Linked DNA regions of Homo sapiens: region 2 is linked to region 1. The links are chromatin loops, found by intact Hi-C in ENCODE. Cell type or tissue: PC-3. All regions are shown on one strand. Each heading gives the region's core, and the rest is flanking DNA. Links, peaks and the distances in the headings are about the cores only.

Region 1 (8,322 bases), core at 2,631-5,130:
TGCATAAAATCTCCAAGTAAAGGTCATCTAAATTTAGTGTATGTTGCAGAACAGTAAATGTTGCAAATAAGATCTTTGAAAATGTCTTCTATGGCTTCTTGTCAGGGGAATATGCCCAGGATGTGATGATCGGGACTTAAAGTATATACATAATTATTTTCACTAAATATGAAGAAAATCACCAACTGTGTCTGCATCCTTGAGATAAAGCATGAACATGTCCACATACATTTCCACTAAATTTGGCATAATGCAAATTTCTAAAATTAATAAATTGATATAAAGCGCCCTTTTTTTTTTTGAGATGGAGTTTCACTTTTGTTGCCCAGGATGGAGTACAATGGTGCAATCTCTGCTCACTGCAACCTCTGCTTCCTGGGTTCAAGTGATTCTCCTGCCTCAGCCTCCCGAGTAGCTGGGATTACAGTTGCCCACCATCAGGTCAAGGTAACTTTTTGTATTTTTAGTAGAGATGGGGTTTCACCATTTTGGCCAGGCTGGTCTTGAACTCCTGACTTCAGGTGGTCCACCCGCCTTGGCCTCCCAAAGTCCTGGGATTACAGGCTTGAGCCATCGCGCCTGGCCTAAAGTGCTCTTTTGTGTCATTTATCTGATCCCTAATTTTTCTGAGTTTCCCTTCACATATTTTTAATCTATTAAAGTTTTTCCTACTTTGAATTACATTCATATGCTTCTCAGTGTTCTGTTGGATTTCACAAGTCTTTTCTTGTTAATGTAAAATAGTTTCTTAAAAAGGAATCACTACTATTATAGAATGAGTGTTCTGTGTGTCTAAAAATCCTAGTTTCTTCCCGATATTTATTCTCTCATTTTTTGTTAGTTACTAGAGCCCCACATATTCAGTTGATAACATCATCATCCATGTAAATACTACACTTCTTAGCCTCCCTTGTGGCACAGTGTGGCCATGGAACTAAAGTTGGGAAAGTGAGATAGAGGCAGAATTGTCTGTGACTTCCAGGGATTTTCCTTACTGGAGGAGTTATTTTGTTTTTTTTGTTTTTTGTTTTTTGTTTTGTTTTGTTTTTTCCTCCTTTTTCATGATTGCAGCTTGGGATGGAGTTGTGTTTCCTGGAGCTCCAGCAGCCATATGTGACTCTGAGTAAGGGAGCTGTGTCCTGGGCAAAGCTGGGGAGCGCAGAGTTCTTATGGCTCATGAAGCAGAGCTGCCACGCCAAACCTGGATGACCGAGCCTCTGTCTGATTTTACATGAGCAAAAAGTATGCTCACTTGTCTAAGGAACTGTTATTTGGGGGATTTTCTGTCACATTCAGTTGAACCTTATTCTGTGTAATAGAGGCTGTACATAGATCTACTCCATAAACACAGATTATAGAGAAGAATCATGAATGACATAGGCAATGTGGCTTTGCCGTCGTGAATCGGTCAAGATTATTTACTCCATTTTCACTTCTGGGTACCTTGAATGTAGTGTATGACACTTGTTTCTTTTTCTCTTATCACAATTTTAGCTCATTTAATGACTGCTGGGCTAACCATGGCACATTCTTCTTCTGCATGTACCGTACATCTAGGTTCATGTCACTGTGTGATATCAGTGTCATTGTGACAGCCGTAAGAGGATACAGGAGCACCAGTACAACAAAGTCACCTGTTGCGGCTGATGTGAGTATTCCTTTAGGTTTAAATGAACAGGAAAATGGACACATTGGCAACAGGGAGCTCAAAAACAGTCTGTCAAATGAGGTCACAGAAACTATATGCAAATTTAATTTAAAATGCTGAGCTCTGTCCTCAGTTGCATGTGCCTCTGCACAACAGGTTTCTATTTGGGAAGGGCAGTGTAGTTCTTCTCACATTTTTTTGCTTTGTTTTCTCCCAGGCTTCATGTGAAATCAGAAGACCCATGAGAGGGCATCTGGAGACTGGCCCTAAAGTGCTTTTCTCCACAGGAATGTCACGTGGGCACTGCAGCCAGGTGTCCCAGTTGCCTCTGAGGAGGGCTGCGTTCCCATCTTCAGTGAGGCAGAGCTGAGAGAAAGCAGGCAGGGTTCAGAGTTCCTTCACCCACTTGCTTAAGCCATACATTAAAGGTTCAAACTCAAATAAATCTGAGATCTTACAGAAGCATTTAGAACCACGTATAAAGTATGGATCACTTTTAAGTATTTGAGAATGCACACAAACCACATGAAGCTACTTTTGTTAAAAGTATATGTTCTTTGCAGTAGTGGTTAGTAGTATTCTTTTGTGAGGTGGCTTTTTTTTATTTTTTCGAGACAGGGTCTTACTGTGTTACCCAGGCAGAAGTGCAGTGGTACGATCATAGCTCATTGCAGCCTCAAACTCCTGGGCTCAAGCAATCCTCCCAAGTAGCTGAGACTGCAAGGACACGCCACCACATCTGACTATTTACGTATTTATTTTTTGTAGCAACAGGGTCTTACATGTTGCCCAGGCTGGTCTGGAACTCCTGGCCTAAAACAACCCTCCTGCCTCAGGCTCCCAAACTGCTGGGATTACAGGGCTGAGCCACGGTGCTCTGCTAGCATTTTGTTGTTGTTTTAAGCAATCACCGTTTGGATTCTTAGTTCTCTTAACTTTTAGGTTTTTAACAGTTCAATACACCTTCAAGTGTTCCTTGGAATATTTTTTTCTGGTTTAACTATTGGTTCAGGCAATGTCTATGGCCCGTTATAACGCTAAGACTCTCTGATCTGTATCCATTTGGTTAGAGAACGTATGAGTAAAGCAAAGGTCATTCAATGACTTCACTCCAATACCTTTTCCGTAATCTCTAGTTCTAAAGTTTGCCTAATGCTTTTGGGTATTTCACTCTAATAACTTTTCCGTAATCTCTAGTTCTAAAGTTGCCTAATGCTTTTGGGAAAAAGGTGCTTTTGAGACAAATACTTCAGAGTCCCTGCTCTGCTAATGCAGAGCCAGTCTTAATTAATAGTGAAAATGACATTGTTTTGCCTTATTCAATAAGATTAACTGAGCAAACATTTATTGAGCAGCAATTCTGGACAAGACGTTAAGAAACATACAAAATGGGTTGGGCGCAGTGGCTCACACCTGTAATCCCAGCACTTTGGGAGGCCGAGGCAGGCAGATCATGAGATCAGGTGATCGAGACCATCCTGGCCAACATGGTGAAACCCCATCTCTACTAAAATACAAAAGATTAGCCGGGTGTAGTAGTGGGTGCCTGTAGTCCCAGCTACTCTGAAGGCTGAGGCAGGGGAATCACTTGAACCCAGGAGGCGGAGATTGCAGTGCTCTGAGATCGCTCCACTGCACTCCAGCCTGGTGACAGAAGGAGATTCATTCTCAAAAAAAAAAAAAAAAGCAAATAAAAAAGAAACATACAAAATGATAATAAATTGTATTGACATTAGGAAGCTTAAGGGAAATATGACATACTAATAAATTACCGTAATTAAGGCATAATATAATAATAAAATAAGAGAATAAAGTGTTTTAATAAACATGTTCTACCACCCACAGTTCCCAATGTGCAGCTTCACTCAGGGGAAGTAAGTTTCTAGGCCAGCCGCTAAGGATGCATTTAGTTTATATTCAGCCTCTCAAAATGCAGTTCTGTAATCAGAATACAAAAACAACCAACAACATCACTAGCCCAAACTTCATTACATTTCAGGTAATACTAAAAGTCATACAATGCTTACAACATAAAACTTTGTCGTGGAGAGTATATTCAATAAACCTTACATGTAAAGCAGTAAGAGCTCTTTGCCTACAAAATATAAAAAGTAATTACAAGTAATACTCTCAATACATCTCAGATGCATTGCTATTGTTCGCTGACTTGCTCAGTTGATCCTCTCTCAGTCAACTTATAGCTCTTCCTTACCACTAAGCGGCAGTAAAGGCTAAATAATGACGCAAATCTACTAATCTACTAATATATAATTAATAATAAAATAATATATAATCTACAAATCTACGTGTTCCCTATCCAAGTGAAGTTTTCCCATTATTTATACTTAATAAATAAATAAATAAATGTGAGATGGGATTTTAAACTTCCACATTAAAAAAAAGAAGAGTGGAGGGAAAAGTGGGGAGGGGAGAAATAAAGACATGTGAATAAAACATTTGCTTTACCATTTATCTTTTAAAATGACATGGAATGCCAATTTCAGGATCACTTAATCTTTAAAAAAAACAAAACAAAACAAAACAAAACTGCAGTCTGAACACCGTCCTTACAAACCTGCCAATCGCTGGTTCACTGTGTTAGGTCTCCCATGTTGCCTATATTGTCACTGAATTACACTTGACCCTTGCATGGGATTACCCTCCACCCTGTGGGTCTTCACTAACTAGGACCCCATCTGCCTGCATGCCATGCTGACCACTTTCCTTGCCATCTGTTAGCTCCTTCTTTAGTATTTGATCTTCAGGCCCCCACTTCCCCTTCTAGCTCTTTCTGGCACTCTGGTTTTCTCTGTTCCTTTAGCCCATCCTATCCCAGATCAGCTCTCAGAAACGAAAATGGGGACTTCAGGAGGGAGAAAAGGAAAGCTGTTATTATAACCCTTCCTATCTCATTTTCCTATACATTTCTCCCTTTCTGTCTTAGTCTCTCTCTCTCTCTCTCTAATACACACTCATACACACACAGAGAGAAATTTACATAGTAAGAGAGATTAGGAAGGTAAATTTCTTGGCAGAGTCAGGAAAAGGTTGAAGAGTTGCTGATATTAAAACAAATTTGAATTAAACTTTTTTAGACTTCATAGGTAGCTCCTCTCAAAAAGGTTAAGTTAAGGAATTTTGTTCAGGGCAGATTACAGAATATATGTAAAATATTTGATACTGTTTTGTTATTATTAAAACTCTAATCATATAATTGTATATAATATTTTTAGAGTAAATAATTATATAGTTTATATTTCTTTCTAATCTAGATATGGATTCTTACTTTAGCTTGGATATTTGTTAATCTTTTCACAATCATTGAGATAAAATCAACTTATATTTTATGTAAATTATAGTCCCTTACTGAATACCATAGAATTGTTATCATAAATCTTAAATAAGAGGTTATATGTTTCATATAACTTTCCAAAAATAAAACCAACAGTGTGCTTTGTTTTCCATTATTATGACTCTGGAAGTTATAAAGCTTTTACTATTGCACATATTGTTACAAATAAACAGTTTGACTGAAAATGCGTGCAGTTTCACCTAAAAATAGAAAACAAAAGCTTTGTTTTAAAAAGCTGTCAAGGAAAATTTGAATAAAAGCGATATTTTCCACAATTCAGATTTAATTAATTTTATATATTGCAATTGATTTAAATAGAATTTTAATTTCAGAACCATTTTAGATTTACAGAAAATGTGTGAAAATAGTATGGTGTTCCTGTAAAGCCCCAAACCCAGTTTTCTCTATTATTAATATCTTACTATGGTATATTTGATATAATTAATGAATCAGTATTGATGAACTATTGATATCTAAAGATCATACTTGTTCGGAATTCCTCAGTTTATTTATTGTCTATTTTCTGTTCCAGGATACAATTTAGAGCATAACATTACATTTAGGCATTAGGAGAGAGACTCGAAGTCACATTGTGCTGCTGGTCCATTTAAAACTTCCTGTTTGAAGATGCGTAACAAATTATATTTTCAAGTTTTAAAAGTCACATTTTTAACTTACAAAATGTTTAGAGTGCACATGAGTATGTGAAACACACTTTCATGATTAAAATACTAAATTTTGGAATATATAAGTTTTAATTACTAGAAAATGTTTTCAACTGTGGGTGTATTTAGTTTATTTAAGTGTTTTTATGAAAGCATTTTGGAAGTCTCCACCCATGAATTGGTGTCTCTTAACTTCTACCTGTATTTCTAAGTGTCAATTATATATATTTTACTGTTTTTCTATTTAATGCATAAAGTTATTTTTGAGTGCGGTATATATCTTTTAATAATATAAAAGGCATAACTCTGTTCTTTTTACCTATTAAATGGATAAACTTTTATTTACGCGTGTCCCAATATCACTGATTCAATTTTTGCAATGTGAACTCTGCTTTCTACTCCAATAAACAAGTCATTTAATTAGAGTCTTGTTTGTTTCATTTCCTTAGCGTTTTCATTTTTGTGTGTACTTCTGCACCATCCGTTCTCTTTCCTAACAGATTTAAGTAGTATTGATTGACAGCCTACTCTGTGCCAGTCTTTCCTCCATGGGACTAGCTTCTAAGTCAACACTTCCAGAGGCTCTGGTTCAAGTGCCCACAGGCGGGTCAGCTGGCTCCTCTCTTTCCATGGGCACACCCATCAGTCAGGTCCCTTTGTAGCTCTTTCCATTGGCTTCTCATATTTTTCATCCCTCTTGTCAACAGAGTCAGTGTTTTCTTGATTTTTTTTAAATAAAAAGCTCATGCTTTTTGAAATTTAATTATATTTCTTGGACTGATATTTTCCTGTTTATTTTATACTAAAAACATGTTTTTCTTCTGAATTATTCCTTTCCATTAATGCTGTAGGGTGTTTTTAAACGTTCAAAAGTTGTTTTAGATTGTGTTGTTTTAATTAATTTTATTCTGTTCCTCATCTTTTAAATAAATTAGACCAGGCGTTTTGCTAATAACACTGCATGGATAAATTCTCCTTGGCCCCAGTTACCGTTCACCTGATTGCTGTTTCAATTTTCACTTCAGACCTTAAACTGAAGAGTGGAATGATTGTCACAGTCTCTAGCCATATTCTAGTGATTGCCATTTGTTTTATAAAGTTCTGAAAGAGATAAAAATATGTATGATGCTCTTTCCTAGTTATATGAATATATGTAAGAGAGTTTAGTCATAAATTATTTGATGCATACACTAACATAAATTTTTGAAAAACAGAGGAAAAAAGCATAACCAATTCCCAAGGAGCATGACTCTCTTAAGTTCTTTCTTACCCATTCCTTTTGACTTTAGTATTCAAAAGTCAATATTTTAGGACACCTTGCTAATCTACTTCTATCCCCGATGGTTTTGCAATAATGAATAAGTAGGTTTCCACATAAATGAGGACAATGTTTCACTAATGGACTGTGAAGGAATGCAGGGAAAGAAACAGACAAATAGACATGGGTAGGCGGGAGTCACCGGGACAGCTTCTTCTGAATAGTGAAGGCGCAGGTCTGAGGTAGGGAGTATGCCGTTGGGTAGACAGAAACCTTTTATCCCTCTTCTAACTAGCCCCAGTATTTTGTCATTGACTCCATCTCCACGTTGGTAATGGGAAATTCTCATAGTTTCTGACAGAAATAGCTTCTTTGTATACAGCCTTTAAGAGAAACGCTTATATTGTTGAACATTAATTTCTTTAATAAATGAGGAGGTATGCATGATTTGATTATGTGAGGAAAACCATATCATCAAAACAATTGCACTTTTGTAATTAAATTTTGGGAATTATACACTAAATTATTGTGCATTTCTAAATCAAAACATACTAAGGAATCTTCTGTGTTAGAGAGCATTATCACCACTACTCCCACCACTACAGCCAGCATAATCATATATTTTCTTATTGGTGTATATTTTGTACCAGGAAAGTGGTAAACATGTTACATTCATATATTCATTTACTTATGTTAAAACGTTATCACATAGGTATCATTATTATCCCCACTTGACAGACAAGGCAAATGAGTGAAAAAGTTACTAACTAAATTGATAAGGGTCACAGAACTAGTTAGATCCAATAGGTGATTTGTGCTCTTAAATACCAAGGTAGAGCAGAAACTTAGAAATTACTTTTAAGGACTGGACATTTCTGTGTTAGACATTCTCAAACCACCAGAGAGAACAGTTAAGATGTTTATTTGAGGAGATTTCTAAATAGCATCCATGCTATTAATAGACTACCTGTGCCTATTCTACTCCACAAGTATTCTAGAACCTGTGAGAATTTTTAAAGTATCCCCAGGTGATTGTTCTTAATCCTTACTCCTCCCTAGTTAAAAGTCCTAAAAAATAAGGATAACTGAGAAATAGAATAATGCTTCTCATACTTAAATGTATATGGCAATCAGCTAAGAATTTTGGTAAAATGCAGATTCTAACTCAGCAAGTTTGGGATAGAGCCTGAGATTCTGCATACCTAGCAAACTTCCAAGCAATGTTGATACTGCTTGTCCGTGGACCACTCTGAGTAGCAAGGGTCTAGATTATTTGGAACTTGCTGCTAACCGGCCCAGTTACCCAAATATCATCAACGTAATGGACCAAAATGATATTTGGCAAAAATATTCAGATTATTATTTTGAATGTTATATTCATCTGACTTATCTAGTCATA
Region 2 (5,235 bases), core at 1-2,500, 1.2 Mb after region 1:
GAAAAGATAGCCCCAGGTCCCTTATTAACCTGTCAATCAAGATAAGAAATGGGCAGCTACCCTGCTAATGATGGGGCATCAATCATTGTGGGATGGGAGGGGCTTTGTTCTGCACATCCTGCTAAAATGTTTGTTCTCCTTACTTTACCTAATAGGAATCTTTAGTGGCTAAAAAAAATTTTAATAGAGTGGACGCTACTTTCTTGGCCGATCTTTCTCATGTAAGAGGCTTCGCATAGGATCTCCATAGTAGTAACATTTTGCAGATCCTTTTCAGAGTAAGTCTCGGTGTTAATTAAGTTATGCAATTAGAACCCCTGCTTTAGCTATCATGCCAATCTTATTTTTTAAAGCCAGAGACACTGTAAAAGTGTTCACCTCTCCAGTAGTTTTACTCATTAAAGAATTATTTTGTAACTTAGGTACCTATCAGTGGCCTACATCTAACCCACGTGTTGACTCATGTATAGTATACATATGCCAGCCATAAACTTTTTATATTCAGTTATAAAGTAGAATTTTGAGAGCAGATCCCAGAGTCTTTACCACATATGAAGGATGGAGAGAAAGCTACAAGACACAAGTTAGCATGTTGGCTTTCTCATGTAGCAGTATTGTCATTATTGACGCATTTTCAACTATATAGCACAGTGGGAAAATGTCCAGCTTTGAAGCTTTTTACCTTATTCTTCAATATATCATTATAAAATGCTATATTCGATAACTCAAGATGTATGTGTGTTTAAGCGAACTTATTTGACAAAAAACCCAATTTAAATTCTGAGGACAGTTCTCAATAAAAAGACCTGCATCTGTCATCACTAGAGACTGATTTTAGAGATGGTATTAAGACATAAGTGCTGGTTCTTTGCCTTTAAAGCTAAAACTTGAGTTGCATATTTGCCAGTACTCAGATGGTATCTACTAAGGGAACAAAACCCCAAAATTGATTTTAGGGTGGAAGAAAGAAACGAGTCTCTATCTGGCCAATTGCATTAGACAAATGAACACCTCTGTGTGCTATACAGGTGTGTCTTTAATTACATAAAACAAGTGTTAGTTTTTCAAAATCTTGTCAAATTGGGAGAGGGGTTGATGTGGTTGCTGTGTGGCTAGAAGATCAAGTCTAACATGATTAAAACCATTACTAAAGCCAAAGCTCATTAAAATTGCTTGTGGGAGAAGTTATGTGAAACACTTTCTATTTGCTTTATAATAAATGCAATTTGAAAGTACCATGAAACAGAAGGGAAAAAAGTTGATAAGAAAGTTTAAGGAGTAAACCATGGCACATTACAGTTTCTTAACCTGCACTGACCGCATTGCTGGTGCCTGTAATACTTCAGAGTTTGGGCAAAGAGAGTGAGATTGTCTTGCCAAAAGAAAACCAGGAGCAGTTGCAGAGCACGGGATGCAATTTAAAGTGTAGGTGCAAACGTTCTGTTGAGACATAAAAAGCAAATCAGTGCAAGTGTCTATCCGCTTTCCACATTTGATACTATACTGCCATCTGGTGGTAGTACGGGGTCCCAGAACCAGGAAGTTAGGGAGGTTCCTTCATTCAATTCATTCATTCAAAAATAGCACATGGAGAGCTAGCCTAGGCACAGGCACAGCCTCCGCCCAGAGGACCTGCAAACATTTTGTATTCATAATTCTGAATCCTTTCTCTGAAGCGCTCCAAAATTGCATCAGTGCACACTGAAGTTTAAGGACCCGCAAGACATTCCCGCACAGTGATAATACTTTTATTAACTTCAATTGCATTAAGTCCTCCATATGACCATTATGCTAAAAATGTAATTAAGCTGCGTTAAATTCCAAGAGCTGCGTTAAATTCCAAGAGCATATCTTCTTTAAATTAGCTTCTGAGTTACTTTTATTTAAAGAATGGGATGCTCACCAAAGATCCACCATATCAAAGCTTTCATGGAAGAAAGGATGAATAATAAAGAGTATTTTGAGGTGGGATGTGGTTGGCTTGCTTAATTAAATGTGCCGCTTTACAATTTCTCATGTAGAGGTCAACTCTGAGTCCAGGGGATGTCCGTCAGTACTGCACGTGAGTGCTGTTAGGGTGAGCAAGACGCAGGCCATCTCGTTTTACCTAGCCAGGTGTTCATGGAAACACACCAAGGAGTAGAAACTTCGCTGGAAAACAAGGTCGGTGAGCATCTGCGTTGGAATGCTGGAGCCCTCGGGAAGGAAGATGACACAGCACTGAGATGTAGGAAGAACAGGATCTTAAAGAAGGATGAGCAGGACCAGGACCGGTGGCTCACGCCTGTAGTCCCACCACTTTGGGAGGACGAGGCAGGCGGATCACCTGAGGTCAGGAGTTTGAGACCAGCATGGCCAACATGGTGAAACTCTGTCTCTACTAAAAATACAAAAATTAGCTGGATGTGGTGGCTGGCACCTGTAATCCCAGCTACTCAGGAGGCTGAGGCAGGTGAATCGCTTGATCCAGGAGGCGGAGGCTACAGTGAGCTGAGATCACACCACTGCACTCCAGCCTGGATGACAGAGCAAGACTTTGCCAAAAAAAAAAAGGGATGAGCAGAGAAATGAGGTTTCTGAGGACTGGAATGTCTAGTGGGGATAGGAGGGAAGGAGGAGACTGTGACCAAGGACCACATAAGATCTTGGAGGACTTACAGAGTTCAGAGGCCTCAGGGGCAAGAATCTTGCTGCCCATGAACAAGGAGCAGGGGCAAGAACCTGTGGCATTAGGGAAATGTGGAATCTCAGATCTCTCTTACTGAATCAGAAACTGCATTTTAACAAGATCCCCAAGCTTCACAGGCACACCGAAGGGTAGGAAGTTCTAGCACACCATCCCACATTTCACTGGTTAGAAAACAAGCCCAAAACAACTGTGCTTACTGAACATCACACAGTCAGGAGCACAGCTGGGCCTAGAAGCCACTAAGCCTACTTGTCACTCCTGTCTCTGTAGATCTTTTCCAGCAGTCCCACTCTTCTGTGTAGACCTCTGAGGCCACCACAAGGTGCATTCAGGCTGGGTGTGGTGGCTCACATCTGTAATCCCAACACTTTGGGAGGCCGAGATAGGAGGATCACTAGAGGCCAGGAGTTCTAGACCAGCTTGGGTAATATAATGAGACTCCATCGCTATAAAAAAATAAAAAGCCAGGTGTGGTAATGCATGCCTGTAGTCCCTTGGGAGACTGAGACAGAAGGATCGCTTGAGTCCAAGAGTTCAAGCCTGCAGTAAGCTATGAATCTGCTACTGCACTCCAGCATGAGCAATAGAGAAAGAGTCTATCTCAAAAAAAAAAAAAAAAATGCATTCATAGCTGATACAGCAACTTACCAGGGCTGTGTTTACCTGGTTACAGAATCATAGCAGAGTTCTCTCACAGTTTGGTGGTGGCCTACACAGGAAATGTGAACGCCCATCCTTCAGAGACAAGAGGAGCACTGTGGAAAGGCTTGCCTCTTGGGATCCTGGCCAACTTAGGCCAGCTCACCTGCCTTTTGCCTTCTACAGCCACCGTGTTCCAATAAATTCCACATTTAAGAGTCTGTGTTCTAGCTTAGTGAGAAGGCACAGTGACTGGGAGTAATATGGTTTGGTTCTGTGTCCCCACCCTAATCTCGTTTTGAATTGTAATCCCCACATGTCAAGGGAGGAACCTAGTGGGGGGTGACTGGATTATGGGGACGGATTCCCCCCCTTGATGTTCCGATAGTGAGTGAGTTTTCAAGTGGTCTTGTTTGGTAAGTGTCTGGCACTTCCCTCTTTCTCTCTTTCGCTCTCCTGTGACTGTGTAAGATGTGTCTGCTTCCCCTTCACCTTCCACCATGATTGTAAGTTTCCTGAGGCTTCCCCAGCCACGCGGAGCTGTGAGCCAATTACTCCTCTTTCCTTTGTCAATGACCCTGTCTCAGGGAGTATCTTTATAGCAGTGTGAGAGAGGACTAATCCTCTATTAGTCAGATGGGCTTCTGTTACTGATTGAGTTCACATGGGGAGAGGGGCCAAATGTGGAACGTGTTGGCCCTGGCTGGCAGAGGCCTGAGGGCCTTTCAGGGAGAGCCTGGCCTCGGCCAGGCAGAAGGAGAAACAGCAGAACCACTGTGCCGTGAAGGCCAGTGCAGGGATCAGGGAGAGAAAAGGGCTTAGGGAACCCAAGAGAGCGTCCCAGAAATCTCTGCAATGACAGAGCAACCTGAGGAAGAGCTTGACTGGCCCAGCAGACTCATGCTGCAGGCTGTGCCCGGGAGGGGGCCAAGAGCATGGGTGGCAGCTGAAAAGGTCAGCCAGTAGCCAGAGAAAGGTGGAAGGAAGGAATTGCCCCAGGACAAAAGGCAAAGTTAGGATCAATGTTAGTGAAACAACCCAAGTTGGATAGCTTTCCGAATCTGGGGCACAGCCATTCTTCACAGGGGACAAACGCATGCTTTTATAGCACCATGTTTATCATGCAGGTGAATCATACACTGATTTAAATTAGAAAACCAATTTCTAATATTTTCACCCCTAACAAGCCCATTTTTAATTAACTAGCACTCCAGCAGTAGTTCTTACCATGCTTACATGTTAAAAGCACTTGGGGTATGTTTTTGTTTTTTTTTTATCATTACCAATGCCCATGTTGCACCCCAAACCAACAGAATCAGAATTTTGGGGGGTGCCAGCTGAGAATTCAAAGTTTTCTAAAACTTCCCCAGGCAATTCCCATGTGCCGCCAGAGTTGAAAACCAGTGAATGTAACTGAATGTGGTATTATCATCCAAAGTGAAATATATGCAGATACAGATCTGGATATGTAGATGTATTTATAGATATATAAATCTGTAGATCTGTAGACATATAGATCTATATAGATATATAGAAATAGAAATTAGCTAAGCAAACTAGCTATTGTCATCTAACTTGACTAAACAAAAGCAGTTATTTTTTTCTTTTTGTCACCCTGAGAGGTATTTGGGAGATGACAGGAGTGCCCTCACCTGGCCCCAAGAAAGAACTTCTCAGTACACAGTTTTTGATAACTGTTTTTTCACCTATAAGGAAATAACAAAGAATTGTGCACATAGGGTATAATTCTATTAAACTAGAAATTAAACCCAACCTGTGAAGTTAGGAGGAATCAATAAGGTGGATGTGTTAGTTAGTAAAGATATTCAAATATTATCTTCCTACCAAAAAGACACCTGCACTCATATGCTTATTGCAGCATTATTCACAATAGCAAAGACATAGAA

Evidence for each region. Peaks named below come from ENCODE experiments on the same cell type or tissue, not always from the same donor. Only the 100,000 strongest peaks of a DNase experiment are listed, where the experiment ranks them.
Region 2: it touches region 1 in a loop (6-fold over the local background); 72 of 110 quality-filtered maps call a loop at or near these places.

What each region holds. Positions count from the first base shown.
Region 1 is chr10:36,876,616-36,884,937 of GRCh38, reverse strand. No RefSeq gene overlaps it. Among named protein-coding and RNA genes, the nearest start is that of ANKRD30A, 240 kb to the left of the region's middle. In PC-3, for the core only: a CTCF peak has its summit at 3,850; a DNase peak (open chromatin) is centred at 3,857.
Region 2 is chr10:35,631,968-35,637,202 of GRCh38, reverse strand. No RefSeq gene overlaps it. Among named protein-coding and RNA genes, the nearest start is that of MIR4683, 6.7 kb to the left of the region's middle. RefSeq lists an enhancer at 1-749. In PC-3, for the core only: CTCF peaks have their summits at 1,299 and 1,510 (motif pointing left); DNase peaks (open chromatin) are centred at 112, 442, 1,452 and 2,162; H3K4me3 peaks cover 1,457 bases; H3K27ac peaks cover 2,500 bases.